Regions from separate parts of the Homo sapiens genome. Here region 2 is linked to region 1. The links are chromatin loops, found by intact Hi-C in ENCODE. Cell type or tissue: psoas muscle. All regions are shown on one strand. Links, peaks and the distances in the headings refer to the core of each region. The heading gives the core; the rest is flanking DNA.

What was found. Peaks named below come from ENCODE experiments on the same cell type or tissue, not always from the same donor. Only the 100,000 strongest peaks of a DNase experiment are listed, where the experiment ranks them.
Region 2: a loop joins it to region 1, with 4 times the contacts of the local background. A loop is called at or near these places in 18 of 110 quality-filtered maps.

Annotation. Positions count from the first base shown.
Region 1 is chrX:149,628,373-149,635,965 of GRCh38, forward strand. It overlaps TMEM185A (transmembrane protein 185A), which reads right to left and starts at 3,420. Exons shown (of 7, transcript NM_032508.4): 1 at 3,171-3,420. The coding sequence starts at 3,208. RefSeq lists silencers at 2,913-2,962, 2,973-3,382. In psoas muscle, for the core only: no CTCF peak of the experiment used is centred there; DNase peaks (open chromatin) are centred at 3,099 and 3,479; H3K4me3 peaks cover 2,152 bases; H3K27ac peaks cover 1,504 bases.
Region 2 is chrX:149,508,962-149,516,554 of GRCh38, forward strand. No RefSeq gene overlaps it. Among named protein-coding and RNA genes, the nearest start is that of IDS, 7.5 kb to the left of the region's middle. RefSeq lists enhancers at 1,472-2,671, 3,357-3,651. In psoas muscle, for the core only: a CTCF peak has its summit at 3,501 (motif pointing right); no DNase peak of the experiment used is centred there.

The sequences.
Region 1 (7,593 bases), core at 1,139-6,138:
TTAGGAAGCCTCAGGCATTCAAGGAAGGACTTGTTTGTGGGTCCGGTACATCTGTTTCGGCATGTCTTAACCTGCATAACTAAAAAGCAATTATGAAAAGAAGTTCATGATCAACCAGTTCAGTGCCAGATGGAAATAGGTAGAGTGGGTCAGCTGGCAGCCCTGTACATCTGAGTGTTGACACTTGTGAATCATTCTCTGTCACTATAGTTTCCAGAGCCTTGCCAACGCAGCAGTGGGTTCAGACTTACCAAGATCCAAAAGGCTGGAAAGGGGATCTGGAGCCATGACCCATGCCTTGGGACCCACCAAACCATGACAGTGACTATTTCTATGACAAAGACATGCTCTTCAAAGTAAATATAGCCATATTCTGCCTTAGTGCCATGTTCTCTCCCATCTCTCCAAAGCAATGGCTGCACTCTGAAGGTGGGAAGAGTGTGAGAAGAAAGAGAACCAGGCCACAGACCACCAGGAAAGCAGTGATTGAAAGCAGCAGCTCTAGATTTATCTTATAGGCTCTGGAGAGTTATTCAGTTATTTACTCCACAAATATTTATTGAGCCAGGTACTATTCCAAGTATGCAGGCTACGATACTGACACAGTCACGGCCTTGACCCCATGGAGCTTAAAGTTTAGTGGGGGAGGCAGGTATTAATCAAATAAGCATCCAGACAGACACAAGGGTACAAATATGCACTATGATGGAGGAGTAGTAAATACTACAGGAACTGTAGAAACAGGGAGCAGTAAATCTGGTCAGGGAAGTCAGGAATGCTTCCCTTAGCAAGTGCCAAGTGAGGATAAATAGGAGTTCACTAGGTCTGGAGGAGAGGAAAAGAGAGGGAAACATTCCTGGTAAAGAGAACAGTGTGTGACAAGGTCCTGGGGTAGGAGGGAGATGTTGAATTGGTTCAAAAATAGAGGCAGGGAGCAAAGCAGTAGCATCAAGGTTTGAGTCCCCAGCATAAGGTAACTTCCTGTGTACACCCCTCAGTTTTCTTTCTCCTATAGAGAAGGCCTTCCTCAGCATGGAAGGAGACTAAAGCACACTGTCAAAAACTAGGAGTGCTCAGGAGAGGTGAAACACTACCAGCTAAAAAAACAAATCTGATTTACCAATAATACCTGGCCAATGTCCTCTTGAAATATCTGTAAAATTAAGGAACTCACTACCTCTGGCAACAATGAATCAGGAAAATGGCACAGTATAAAAGACCTTTAAACTTTTCAGGTAGAAATACATTTTAATGCAGGTAGAATTAAGAGATTGATGAATATGTTGAGAATTACTATAAATCTGCTTAGATACCAGGTATTTCACTGTAATTTCATATACTAATTTTTTTGGGGGGAAAAGGGCTAAAGGAAAAAACGGTTAAAGGTAGTATCAGTGCAGCACTATTTTGCTTTGGCAACTCCGTTAGCCTGTTTGATCACTTAAGGCAGTTTCTTGAGGCTTCTGAATTCTCTGTCACCTTGCAAACAAGTCACTGTAGCTTTCTATTTGTAAGGCACTTTGTAATCAATCCTTAATTGGCCTCCCTACCCCACTGAGAGATTATACTCATTCTACAGATAAAACAATAGATAAGTGAGTTGCCCAAGGGCACAAAACAATTCAGTTTTTACTTAACTTTCTTATCACCATCTCCAAATAGAAGACATACAGGGCTTGTCCAGCCACAGCACCAACCCTACTACCCTGCAGACCAATCTTAACCCCCTGATGCAGCAGAGGAAGGGACTGCAGTTAGTTCTGTTACCTCCTCTATGCCTTCGAAGCCAACAATGATAATGTCTGCACCGTGTTAGAGACACTGGCACTCCTAACCAGAACATGAACTCAAAGTGGAATAAGAGCACATACAAAGTCACAATGACTCACAAGTTAAAATGTCACCATCCCTAGGGAGACTGCACCCTCAACATACAAATACTCCCCTAAAACTTCCTTTCATCCTCAACAAGCAGCCAAGGCATAGGTCCCCAGAGTTGGCCCCCGCAGTACAGCACTGCACAGTACTGTAAGGCATCTTAAGTGTACAAGCCCTTCTTCACCCCATGCTGAGACCGCCAGCATCTAAAGCACCTAACATAGGTTACAGCACACAAATATTTACTGAGCACGTCTTCCCAACTGGCAAATAAGGGAAACGGATACTCCTTTCGGAGAGTAGTGCATTTAAGAGATCAGTTAGGCCAACTCCTCATTTTACAGAAGGGCCAAAGAAGGGCAGAGAATCACCCAGTTACATATGGCCTCGTCTCCAATCCAAGTCTTTGGGCTCAGTTTAGTTCCACAAACATTTTATATGTGCCTACTATGTGCCAGATACGGTGGGTGGGAGGCGCTGGGGACACTGAGATGAGCAGGAGATGGTCTCAGCTTCAGGGAGCTCACAGCCTGGGGTAAAGAACAGTTACAAAACAGTCGGGCAAGTGCAAGGACAGGCGCTTGAGTGCTTAGCCAGTGTTTTCTCCACACTGTCCACTGGGTGTTCCCCATCTGGAAAAGAAGGACAGCAATATCTACTTCCTGCAAATAAACTTGTAGTGAAGACTGATGAGAAAATGAGTATGGAAAATGATCAGGCTCACCCAGAAATGCATTATATAAGGTATTGCCATACCCCGACACTGACTCCAAGGATTCAACAGTGTTTCAGGTATCCGTTCAACAAAGAAGCAAACAAGAGAGGGATGGGCATAAACCCAAGGAAAACCCCAAGGACTGCGAGGAACTGGAGGAAACAGCTGGGGTGGGGGTAGGGGTGTTGGGTCGAGTGAGACGGCCCTGACGCGGAGAATGGAGGGCCCGCAGCGGCGCAGAAGAGGATGGAACCGAGACGAAGAAGTTGGGACACCAATGAGGGACAGCAAGCAGAAAAGAATGGGGTTCCCTTGGGGCAGGACGGGGCTCGCGGCCGGGCCCTTCCGGCCGTGGCCGGGCAGGGGCTGAAAGCACCGGGCACGGGAGGAGGAAGCGGGCGGGCGCCGAGGCCGACTGTTTTGCCTGGGGACCGCTTGCACCCGCAGGGAGGCTCGGGCAGGCGCCCGGGTCCTCGGGCTGCAGCATCTCGCCCGCCGTGCCTCCCCGGAGCCGAACACCAGCCCGCGCCCGAGCCCGCAGCGCGGACTCCCGGGGGCGCCAACGACGCCGCCTCACCTCGGGTTGAAGTCCTGGAAGAGGCCCCTCAGGTTCATGGCGGAGAACTTCACCGCGGCGTCCTCCTCCTCCTCCCCCGCACCCCGTGCTGCACAGCCTGCGCCTTACAGCGGGTTCATGGCGCCAGCGCCAGCCGCGTCCACGCTGCTGCTCCCGCTACTGCTGCCGTCCCCGCTGCCGTCGCCGTCGCCGTCGCCGCCGCCGCCGCCGCCGCCGCCGCCGCCGCCGCCGCCGCCGCCCGGAGAAACCTGAGCCACCGCCCCCTGCCCCTCCTTCCGGGCTTCCGTACGAGGGCCGCGCATGCGTCCGGAGCCCCGCCCAGAGCGCTCCTCGCTGGGAGGTCCCCATCCTTGTGTCCGCACGCGACCGGCGGAGGAGATGGCAGGGGGATGGAGGCTGGGAGTGAGCAGGGCCCCGAGGAAGGGGATGCTGACGGGCTGAAGGCCTGCAGGGAGGGAGCGCGCCGCCCGGGAGTCTGGCGGGCAGATCTTGGCAGACACCTGTCACCTTGGCCCGCGCTACCTTCTGGAGATTTTCCCCAGTGACGACTGAGCCCTGGGAGTAGTGACAATGAGTGAGACGTTGCATTTTTGGCGATGTCATCCCAGGCTTCACCTGTCACATCTGTCAACGACTCCAAAGTTTGGGTCCCAACTTCCCTTCCAATTCCCAAGCCAGCGTGTCCAGATATGCTGGCTATTCCCTACTCAAGTTACCTAGCACCAAAGTCACTTCCCGTGCCAACCGCCTTCCCCTCCTGGGTTCCCTTTTTCCCTTAGCAGCAGGCCTATTCGTACGCAGGGGGGTATTCAAGCAGGAGACGTGGAAATCATCCTCATTTTTCTAACCCAGTTCAGAGCCTCCTTGGATCCTGTCTAAACTTTGTGGTCACTTCACACCTGACCTCTGCCTCCACTCCAGGCTGCCCTACTTACAAGTACCAGGTTCATCTTCCTTGGGCAAGTCAACATCTTTGAGTCTCAGTTTTTCTCCTCCGCAGAATGGAAATGATAAAAACCTCTTTTCTAAGCGTGTTAGGAAGATTCAGTGAGATCGTGTGCATAACACACTGCCTGGTACATGCTAGGTGTACAAAGAATGCTGTTGCTATCTGGTACTCTTTCAGGTGTCAACCTCCTCAAGGATTTTGTTTGCTTTTGGAATCCAAGAGCAGGACAAGCTCATAGCAGGTGACCTAGTTTACCATCTTCACTTTGGGCAGATTTAAGTTTTCATGAGCACAACAATGCCTTAAACATTAGTCTACTATCATTATGGATAATAGTCATCCTTTGTTGCAATAGCAGAGTTTCACAAATGACAATTTTATACTGTTTAGCCCCAAGGGCAGCTTGAGAGAATCACAATTGCGATAGTCATACTTAGTCTTGATGTATCACCTTTCTTCTGAGAACGTAAAAACATATCATAAGTGGTAATTAAGCTTCCCAACACCCACTGGGAAATGGATATTATTATATGAGCTGATTTTAAGGTTGAGTAATCCAAATCAAGTTTTCATCTGCTGAAGCACCAGGACCCTGTCCCAGACTTTTTCACCCATCTTCCTTTCCCATCCTCTGGGTAAAGTCCAATGTGTAGCCCAGAGGAGGTTCTCAATGAACACTCAAATACAGACGAGGAATTAAGGCGCAGAGAAGCTTGTATAACAGGCCCTGAGCGAGCCAGCAAGTAAGGGTGAAGGAGCACAGATGAAACTCAGGGTCTAGCTGAACCTGCAGCCCATACTGTTAGAAAGAGGTGCTTGCCAGTGGTCAGATTGGACAGCACCATCTTCATTACCAGTGACCGTGCCCCAAGCAGGCATGAGAAGATGGTCTGCCAGTTCAGACACTTGAATAACAGGCATCACTGCCCTTTCAAGAGCTTCATAGATAGAGACCAGGCAGGCTCCTCAGAGTCCAGAATCTTGAGGGCAGACGCTACTTTAATGAGATCCCAGGGAGTCTGGGAGCTGAACCACTGCTCTGCAGGCCCACAAGTTCAATTTTAGCAGTTCTTCCAGAGTTGACCAGGCCCTGGAAGCTATCTAGCAAAGGCAACAGGACACTGATGCACAAATTACTTGTCAGTGTGTTCTTTTGCTCTGACAAGGTAAATTGCCAAGAGGAACATATGAACCTGTCTGTGAGGAAATACAGGAAGAACTGGACTTTCCCAAGGCTTCACATCCCCAGTCTTCAAGAGGTGGATTACCTGGACTGATTCTGGAAGCCCAACCCTTTATGCTACTGGTGCTCTCATGGGGAAAAAAAAGCCAGAAACCAGATGGCCATCTGGTCCTCTCTCCAGCAAGTGCAAAAGACCCTACTGACAACCTGCTGCTCACTTCAGAGCCCTCACTCAGTGTCCCACCCTAGATGGAGGTCCAAAGCCTCAATGACCTGTGTAGACAGACCCACAAGTGATCCTGACATTAAAGAAAGACCCTGGGTCATATGCAGGCACCAGGAGTGCTGGGAAGCTTAATTACCACTTATTAAATGTTTCTACATTCTCAGAAGAAAGGTGATACATCAAGGCTAAGTATGACTAGTGGAGAAGATGACACCCACATCTTCTCCACTAGCAGAGTTTGACTTTATCTTTTCCTTGACTTGCCAAAAAATTCCAGGGCTATCTTGCTAGGGGCTCCCAACATTCTTCACTCAAAGGAAAGAAATGGCTCTGGATTGAAAAAGTATGACCCCCAAATAAGCCAGACAGCATATTCTTGGTGACTTTGGGGTGGGCTTAGGTTACAGTGTTCCAGAAGAATCAGTGTATATCTGACCATGGTTTTAAGGACTAACTTGGATTTGTACCACCCTTCTGATAAGCTGGTGGCTTGTCCAATTCAATATTCACATTGGCTTCAATGTGGTGATATAGGATGCCTCTCCTCTGAAGAGCAAGGCACTGGTGAAGAGAATCCTGGTGAATTTAGACACTTGGACTGGGGAGACCTGGCATAGGGGAAGAAAATGGCCGTGGAACCGCCCTCCACACACCACCAAGGCTCCTTCCCTGGCTGCAGCAGTAGAATGGAGAGAGTGTGGAATTAGTAGATTTGAACTCAACACCAGTTTCACCCTTGCTCCAGTGGAGGGAGGGCCAGCTGGGATCCAGTCCCGTGCAAGGCCTATGGGACTATAAAGAGCTTCTCGGAGGTCAGATTGACAAGTTCTTTAGCCAGGAAACATGGAGGTGCCAGCCTGCAAGGCTTTCTTAGCCTGGAATTCCTCACCCTAGGTTCCCTAAAGTCCACACTTTGAATGCCACCAATTAGAGAATTGCTGAAGATGCTGGGAATTAGTCCACCTGCAGAATGCAATCTCCTGCTTCCTGACAGAACCCTTTGTTTCAGGCAACTTTAGCCTAACTTGGATACACATCTGAGATCTCCCTGGGAGGTGGGTGGGTCTGGAGTCTAGACAGGGATTTGATTAAATACGGGGCTAGATTTAGGGGCTTGGAGAACTGGAGGAGGAGATTGCAGGGAGGCAACTGAAGGGACCACAGAGGTAGTAGCTGTAGTTCTGCTTGGACTTGCAGCAACCCCTATGGCCTTCCAGAGCCCAGAAGGAGCCACCTCCTCAGGGAGTCTTCCCTCAGGTAGGCAAATTACAGTTACTGAGAGAGAAGAGGGAGGGAGGACAGTCCCAAGGCCCCAGTGGACCTCCTGTCACCCAGGGTAGCCCTGGGAGTGGGTGGTTTATCATCCCTCATGGAGCAAGCTTTCTGCTAAAGGAAGCAGGGGCCATTTCCTGTTGGAAGGCAGAATGGGGAGCCTTTGCCTGGGCCAGCAAACCACCACGGTATCCCTGTGCTTCTCCTCTGGACCTCTCCTGATGCCAGGGTTTCCAGGAAGCCTTCCCGGCTGTGCCACACTCCTCCAGTGTGCTGTGTATGCAAAGCCCAGGTCAAGTGTGTGTGGCCAAGCACACGGGGCAGACAAAAAGGCCCATGCTTGCCAAAGGTCACCAACCAGCTGCCCACATGATTCCTTTTTCTCCTTGTTCCCAACCTGCTCTCATTCCTGAATCTCCACTCAATGCTTGTCTTTCTCCCTTTCTGTTTCCACACTGTATTTCTGACACATTCCTCTGGGGCCCTCTGCCCTAACTAATCAAATGTGCTCTTCCTCATCTTGCCTTCCCCTAATGGATCCTTTCATCTTGGGTAGCCTGTAACCTTCACTCCTTTAGTTGCATTCATCTGACATATGTCTTCCAGAGTGTCTGCTTTGTGCCGGGCACTGTGGAAGGCACTGGGAACACACAGATATGAATAATGAAAACACAGCATTGTGCACGATAAGCATTGGGGATGAGGGAACCGCTGAGCTGAAAAAATAACATTGTAAGGTAGGAAGAGAGGAAATGAGGTTCCAGGCAGAGTAAACAACAGTTGTAAAAACACA
Region 2 (7,593 bases), core at 945-5,944, 120 kb before region 1:
CCTAAATTCTGTGAGACTCTTAAATTCGGAGAGAGAGAGCAAGAGAGAAGAGAATCTGCTTGTTGTCAATGGCAACCTGTCCATGCCAGCATCCACTCCCAATGTACAATCCCATCCAGCGCTCAGAGATGGCATACCTTCATGCTGTCTTCCAATGTGGTGTCGTCATTCTAACCTGGTTCCTAGCTGCACAGTCCATGCCATTTTCTATGTGACATTTTTTGGAGACGTGCTCTCCCTCTCGCTCTCTCTCTCCCCCTCTCCCTCTCCCTCTCTCCCTCTTTCTCTTTCCCTCTTTCTCTCTCCCTCCCTCTCTTACCTCCTTGGAGGCACGGGAAAATTCAACTGCTTTCCCATGCCACTTTAGTGTCACAGGAAGCTCAGGGGACTGCTCCAGACACTTCTGCAGCTAAGATATGTGGATTTGGTGTGAGAGGAGTTCTAGGACTCTGGACCTTCTAGGGTACCATACAGCAAAGGGAGTCCCCTTGCTCTTGGACTTCTACCCTACCCCCGCCTTTGAGCCTAACTCCAGGAGGAGGGGACAATGCACACTGGCAAATTGGTATATAGTCCCACACAATGGTAGGATGAGGATTCAGGGGAGAATTCAAGATTTGTCTCTCATTCCAGATCCAGGGATCCTTGGATGGGCACCCCTCAAGGGCAGGCTCTGCCCTGTCCATTTACTACTGTATCCCAGGGGCTAGTACCTTCGTGGGGTTTCAAGGGCTCGGGATGAGAACCATGATGAGAACTACCTGGATGAGGAAAGGGAGTGTCCCAGGCTGTCCTCAGCCCAATGCCAGTGAGGGCTCTCTCCCCTGCAGAGTCATAGGGAGGGCCCTGGGCTCTGTAGGCACGTGAAATGGTGTTCCAAGGAGGAGTCTAACGTGGGCTGTGAATGTTACCCAAATGCGCTGGGCACGGAGGGCACTGTTCCCAGAAGAGACTATCTCAAGGTGCGTGAGGCAACGTGCTAGAACTCTGCTCTCAATCTGAACTCTGGAGAGTATAGATGGTCATCCATAGGCATCTAGTTCCGTAGCCAGGTCTGTGCTACCCTGAGGACTAAGGTGCAGCAGTAGCAGCCCTAGGCTCCCTGGGGTTCCAGAGGAGTGAAAGTGAATGGCAACACAGCCAGAATCTGATTCTGTTTTACTTCCCAGGAAGAAGTGAAGCCGCATGGAGCATGAGGGGGCAGCCAAGGGGCTGGGCATCACAGAAGCCCTGACATTTGCTGGGCTCCTACCCTGCATCACATACTATATCAAAAACTTTAGGAGCTGAGATATTCTCTCACAATGGAAGAGGTTAGTCTCAGTCCCGTTTGCCTGTGGACATCTTGCATCGTCCTCTGAACAATCTTTCCCTTCCTTCCTCTTCTTTCCAGTTCTCGTCCCACCGTCTTCCCTCTCTTCTTTTCTTTTTTTTTCTCCCCTCAAGCCCAAGACTTTCCTGTCATGCCAGGCAATGATTCAGCCACTTCAGTTCTGGGTGGATGGATAGGCAGGGCTTAGAGCAGGCAACCCTCATGCTGTCAAAGCCAAAAAGTAGAGGAATTATAAAAGCCTCCACCAGGGGTTGCCTAAGCTCTGGTGTTTTGCCCCCACTACTTTAAAGGCGATTCGTTTAAAACAAAACAAAACGAAAAACAACAACTTACTTTGTAAAGCATAAGCTTAAAATAAGAAAAACAGAAGTGCCTAATCAGATCTTTGGAAGTATTGCATTGCACTGTCACTGAGTGATGTATGACTGGCTGTCTTTCTGTTTGGACTGCATTCATCTGAATGGAGTGGGTACATTGGCTACCGCCTTTTCTCCTGGTTTTCGCTGTTTCTCTTTGATCTAGAAACGATTTATTCTTACTCCCCCAGATTTCTTTATAAAAAGCCACAGGGAAGGGAAACAATGATGGCCGTTTGGGAATAAAGGAGGGCTCTCACAGTTGAAGTTTTCTCCATCTGGGCTTGGGTAAGGAGAAGGGCTTCTGGTCCCTCAGGCCTGTCAGTCATATACCTGGGACCTGTCCCGTGGTCATATAGACCAGACCCTGCACACCTGCAGTCTCAGGTTCTGACAAGCAGATATCTTGCAAAGCGGAGCCCACAGCTGGAATTCAAGGCAAAGCCCATCCCCTCTTGCCAGCAAGGCAGGAGTGTCCCTTCTGAAGTAAAAGCCAGAGGACAAGATGGACTGGGAAACACTGCAAAGACATTGCTCCTCGGCCTTTGGTGACGTTCCTCCAAGGTCCCCTCTCACAGGTGTGTTATGAGACATACCTCAGGCATGAGTGGACGCATCAACAAAAGGAATAGCTAAACACAGCCTGAAATAGGATGCCTTCAAGGGGACAAACAGAAGTGTAGGAGGAAGGATCTTCAAAGACATGCCAAATTACCGTGACTCATTACCATGGCCCTCTTAAGATCAGTGCTCGCAAGAAGTCAGTAGTTTATGCCAAACAAGTATAGCAAGAAGAGCAACCTTGCTGGGTGGGTGAGGAAAATCAGTCCTCTTTTCTATGACATGAGACTAATTATTAAAAGAATTTCAATTTTGTCTTTACCAAGACATGAGTTCCTTATGTACTGCATGCTGTCTTCTGCTTTTTATTTGAAGAAATGTGGCATTTGGGAAGCAGCAGATGTCCCCCCTGTGGAATCAATGTGAAATGATATTTTTGTAACATCATTAAAAAGTCTATCAAAATGGGAAATTTCTCTAACACTTTCTAAGGGACCAATAAAAACACTCAGAGGAGGAAGGCTTATCAGCGGAGATTCTTGCTAAAGGGCAAGTGTATTCACATATGAAACATAGTTTTCAAAGTCCTCAGAGCCCACAGCTGGGATTTCTTTCCATCGAATCTTGGAGCCTAAGCATTGCAGTTAAATCCTGGGCAGGAGCAAAGCCTCGAGGCCCCCAGTCTTAACCCTTACTTTGTATCCCAATGCAGAAACCACCAGCTTGCCCCCAGCTGGCTGCCTGGTTCCCACCTTTCTGATTGATGGTGGCTAAGCAGTCACATGATAGGGCAGTCTAAAGAGTATAAACTCTGTTGGCACAATGTCTCACACCTGTAATCCCAGCAGGCGTGGGAGGGCAAGGCAGGAGGATCACCTGAGGTCAGGAGTTCAAGATCAGCCTGACCAACATAGTGAAACTCCGTCTCTACTAAACACAAAAAAATTAGCGTGGCATGGTGGTGGGCGCCTGTAATTCCAGCTACTTAGGAGGCTGAGGCAGGAGAATCGCTTGAACCCGGGAGGCAGAGGTTGCAGTGAACCGAGATTGCACCACTGAACTCCAGCCTGGGCAACAACAGCGAAACTCTGTCTCAAAGAAAAGAAAAAAAAAAAAAGTATGAACTCTGGAATCAGACAGGCCTGATTTCAACCCTAGCTCCTCTGTGACCCTGAGCCACTGCTAAACTTCCCTGGGCCCCATCAGGAAATGTGAATCCCACAAACAGCCAGCAGAGGGACCCACTCCCAGCCTCCAGAAAGTACTCAATCAACTGGGCCTTTGTGAAGCAGGTTCTGCCTGCCTGGCCAGAGACTAGCTTGTGGAGTTCCAGATCCTAGCCTTCTTAGCCTGCTTCAGCTCCAGCCCAGATGAGGCAAAGCTGTAGCAATTGCTGGCTCTCCTGAGCCCCACATGGCTTGTATCATGGCTAGTGAACTTCAGAGAGATGCATAAGGGCCAGTGAAATATTTTCAGTTCTGAAGCCACAGCCTGTGCCATGTGGGGGTTTTCACCCTGCACTGAGGTGATGCATCTGGCTAGGCTCCAGGGCTTTGTGAGCATTTTCCTGAGGGCCCCATCTATGGCTACCATCATGCAGTGTAACTTGTTTTCAACATCAACAACGAGCTGCTCAAAGAATAAGTTCTCTTTTGAGACCAGCCTGGCCAACATGGTGAAACCCTGTCTCTACTAAAAATACAAAAATTAGCCAGGCATGGTGGTGCAAGCTTGTAATCCCAGCTACTCAGGAGGCTGAGAAGGAAGAATCGCTTGAACCTGGGAGGCAGAGGTTGCAGTGAGCCGAGATCATGCCACTGCACTCCAGTCTGGGTTACCGCGTGAGACCCTGTCTCAAAGAAAATAAAATAAAAATAAAAAAAGATTAAGTTCTCACAACAGCAGGCTGGAGGGAGGATGACATTAGCACTCTTCATACCACTGTCAGTCCACAGTGGGGTCCAAAGTCAAACAAAAGACCCCAACACCAGGATTGTTTTGGTATTCTTTTCCGATAACATCTTTGCGGATCAAATTCATCCCAGACTTTTCAACTCATTGAATCCTCACTGCTGCCCGAGGGACTGTGCACTACTTTTCTCTCCAGAGTAGCAATGCACAAACTGAGGCTTGGAGAGGGTCATTGCTGGCCCAAGGTCTCATAGCCCCTGGCTTCTTAATCACTATGCAACACTGCCACGGGCCAGGGCTCTGGGCTGGGCTGCTAGGCCCTGTGCTTTAAGGGTAACCATGATCTGCTCTCATAGGCAACCAGGGCACATGGAAGGTCACAAGGCTGAGAGCAGGGGTGGATAGGCAAGAGAGTTTCCAGAACATAGGCTGTCAGAAAACCCCAATTTTACATGGGGGAAAAGTACATTTTACAATTCAGGATCCAGATTAGTTCTAAGTTATTACTGTTAGCTACCAAGTCTGAGTGAGTAAGCCCTGAGCACCACTGTCTAAAGAAATTTATGGCCCTACAATGCTGAGATGTGGGTTCTACCATCCTCATGTTACGTGATGAGAAAGTGGACGTAAGCTGTCTAAGGTCACACAGCTAGTAAGTGACAAAGGCAGGACTCAAACCCAGTTTCAGCTAGTGAAAAGCCACCTCACTTATCCCCTGTGCTCTACACAGATTTGGTGAAGAAGGAAACGACAGAACGCGTGACCACAATAAGCACCATGAAGAGACCCTGGGCCATGCACTTGCTATAAGCCAGATCCTGTGCTAACTATTTCAGTTTTGTGGCCAAGTGGTGTCACCTAGCCATCTTGCCTCCTTAATGTTCACCCAAGTCAGGTGCTAGTCATGATAAGGTCTGCATTCGGACTCCTGTCAGGGAGAAAAACGGAGACCACAAAAACAAAAGCAAGACTTCCCTTGAAAAGCTGCTTTCAGGCATCTTTCCATCCTGCCAAAAATTAACCACAAACTTCCTAGGGACAAAGAGAGCTGCCAGCAGAGTAATGTTGAGAAGGCTGCCGCACAGCATCCTGTGACTTCATCTCCTGCAATTAATTGTGTCTCCCACTCGGCACCTGTGAGGAACATGCTATGATAGTAGCAACTGGGTGTCATGACCACATTTCAAAATTGGACTCTTAAAGCAAGTGACACCCCAGAATTTTGTGGGTGGACCCAGGCTCTGTGTGATTGCACTGGGAGGCCACACAGAGTGCAGGATTTCCCGACAGAAGACTTTGCGGGCAGATTTCAGTTATCTGAAATGACTGGTGTACACACATGCTTGCCAAGGGCTCTTCCTATTTTTTTAGCCCTATGTTCAGCCAATTTCCTCCAAGGAAAACCGTGGATGGAACTAAATGAGATTTCACCCACTTGGTGCAATTTGGTCAGAGGGTGGAATATCCAGCCATCCAGGTTGACCCGGGGCAGGGCCTCAGTCTCACCTGTCCTGGGAAGGGCGTCCTCATGAGGTCAAGGCTGGAGAAAAAGCACATATCCAGGAACTCTAGCCCTCTGCAAGGCCTCAACAAATGGTGGCTCTTACTGGTGTTAGTATCACATATGCACAGATAATTTTCAGAATCCAGAAAGGGGATGAAGTGTACAGATCAGTAAGTAGCACCTCTCAGAGTCTAGCCAACACATTGACATTTAAGCAGTGAGATGTATGAATATTAATACAAAATATGATAAATGAAGAAAATTCAGTATTTTATAAACAGTTTCGTATCATCCATTTTAGGTTTTACTAGCAAGAGAATTTAGAGCAGGCTTATGAAAAAGCCTTGCCAGAGCTTTATGGATTAGGGTTTTGTGAATAACAGATCATGGGTATGTATTGCCCTAGGCATCAATTTCCACACAGATCAAAAAAGAGGCTTCCCGCCTTACAGATTCCTGGTACTGAAATAGCCTTCAATTTTCAAACCTGTCAGTTTACCCAAGTCAGAACTCTCACTGCCTCCCTATTGGCCTGGAGCCACTACACATATTTGGTTATAACCCATGGATGGAATCTAAGTCCCCAAACAGGCCATATCCTGTAGGACCTTCAGGACTGGAAACCTATGGTCTCACGGCTCTTCTTCCTTCTCCCCAAGCTGGAGGCTTTTCACTATCTGCCCATTTCCCATCTACAGGCTTTGAGGCTCAGGCCAGCATCCCCACACGCTTATTCAAAGGTCATTCCTGGGAAAACAGAAATGTATCTTCACCACTATTAGTAATACTGTGCTTTATAGTTTACAGATCGCTCCCACAGGAATCTCATCTCCCAGGAGACAGACTGAGAAGTTTCATTACTCCTGCAGGTAGGTGGTTAATATTGTACCCATCTTCTGGATGAGGTAATTATAACTCAGAGAGGTATAGTGACTTTCTCAGAGTCACACATCCATTGAGTGATGGAGCCAGGGGTCAATTCCAGGTTTATAACTACAAAGTCTGTGCTTCCTGCCCTGCTTCCCCTGTGGAGGACAGCAGCCTGACTATCTTTATCTGGGTAGCTTTCTCTTTCTCTCTCTCTCTCTCTCTCACACACACACACACACACACACACACACACACACACACACACCCCTTTCCTTTATAGGACGAAATCTCATAGTTTACCAAAATCTCTAAAGCTCCCTTGCCAGCAATCCCTCAGTGGACTTGAACTGATGGTGCCAGGTTTGGGTCATGGGGTAGCATAAAAGCAGGCACCTCCATCAAAGCAGAGCCCCTCTTCCATTTACTCTCTTTCCATCATGAGGATGATTTTATCTCATCTGTCAGAGTGACCACTTCCTTTCATGGAGATGGTAGGAGGCAAGTTGCTAAAGAACCTGACAAAGACTTAGAGAAGCCTAGAAACTCAGTCCCAGGGACCATCCCTCCTCTACCTCCACACAGACTCACACACACACCTATACTCACACACACTCCCAACAAATTGGGAGCCTACATCTCCCAGGCAGTTTCCACAGCAGAGCTGTGCTGAGAGCCCATGTCTCCCAACTCCCAGGACAGGCTCAGACACAGGAGCCAAATTCTTCTTGCAGCCACATAAAGGCTGTGGTGATAAAAGAGAGATGTTTGGCGAGACACAGCATGAAGCAAATATATCCTTTAACCAAGTTCTGGCCTTACCCTTTGCAGAAAGATATGGAAACAAATAATCATTTGACTACAAGAATTGGCCCTGTGGGTTCTAAAGTGGGAAGTGGTGGGAGGAAGCCAAGAACAGGGAAGTGTAACAGTGACACTTGGACCCCTCTTCCCCGCTCATAGGTAAAGTACTCTGCCGATTCTGTTTTACCCATGTATCCGTCAAACAGGGGGTGATATCTGAGTCCTCCACCATTTTCTTAAGTGGGCTTGTAAGTGTC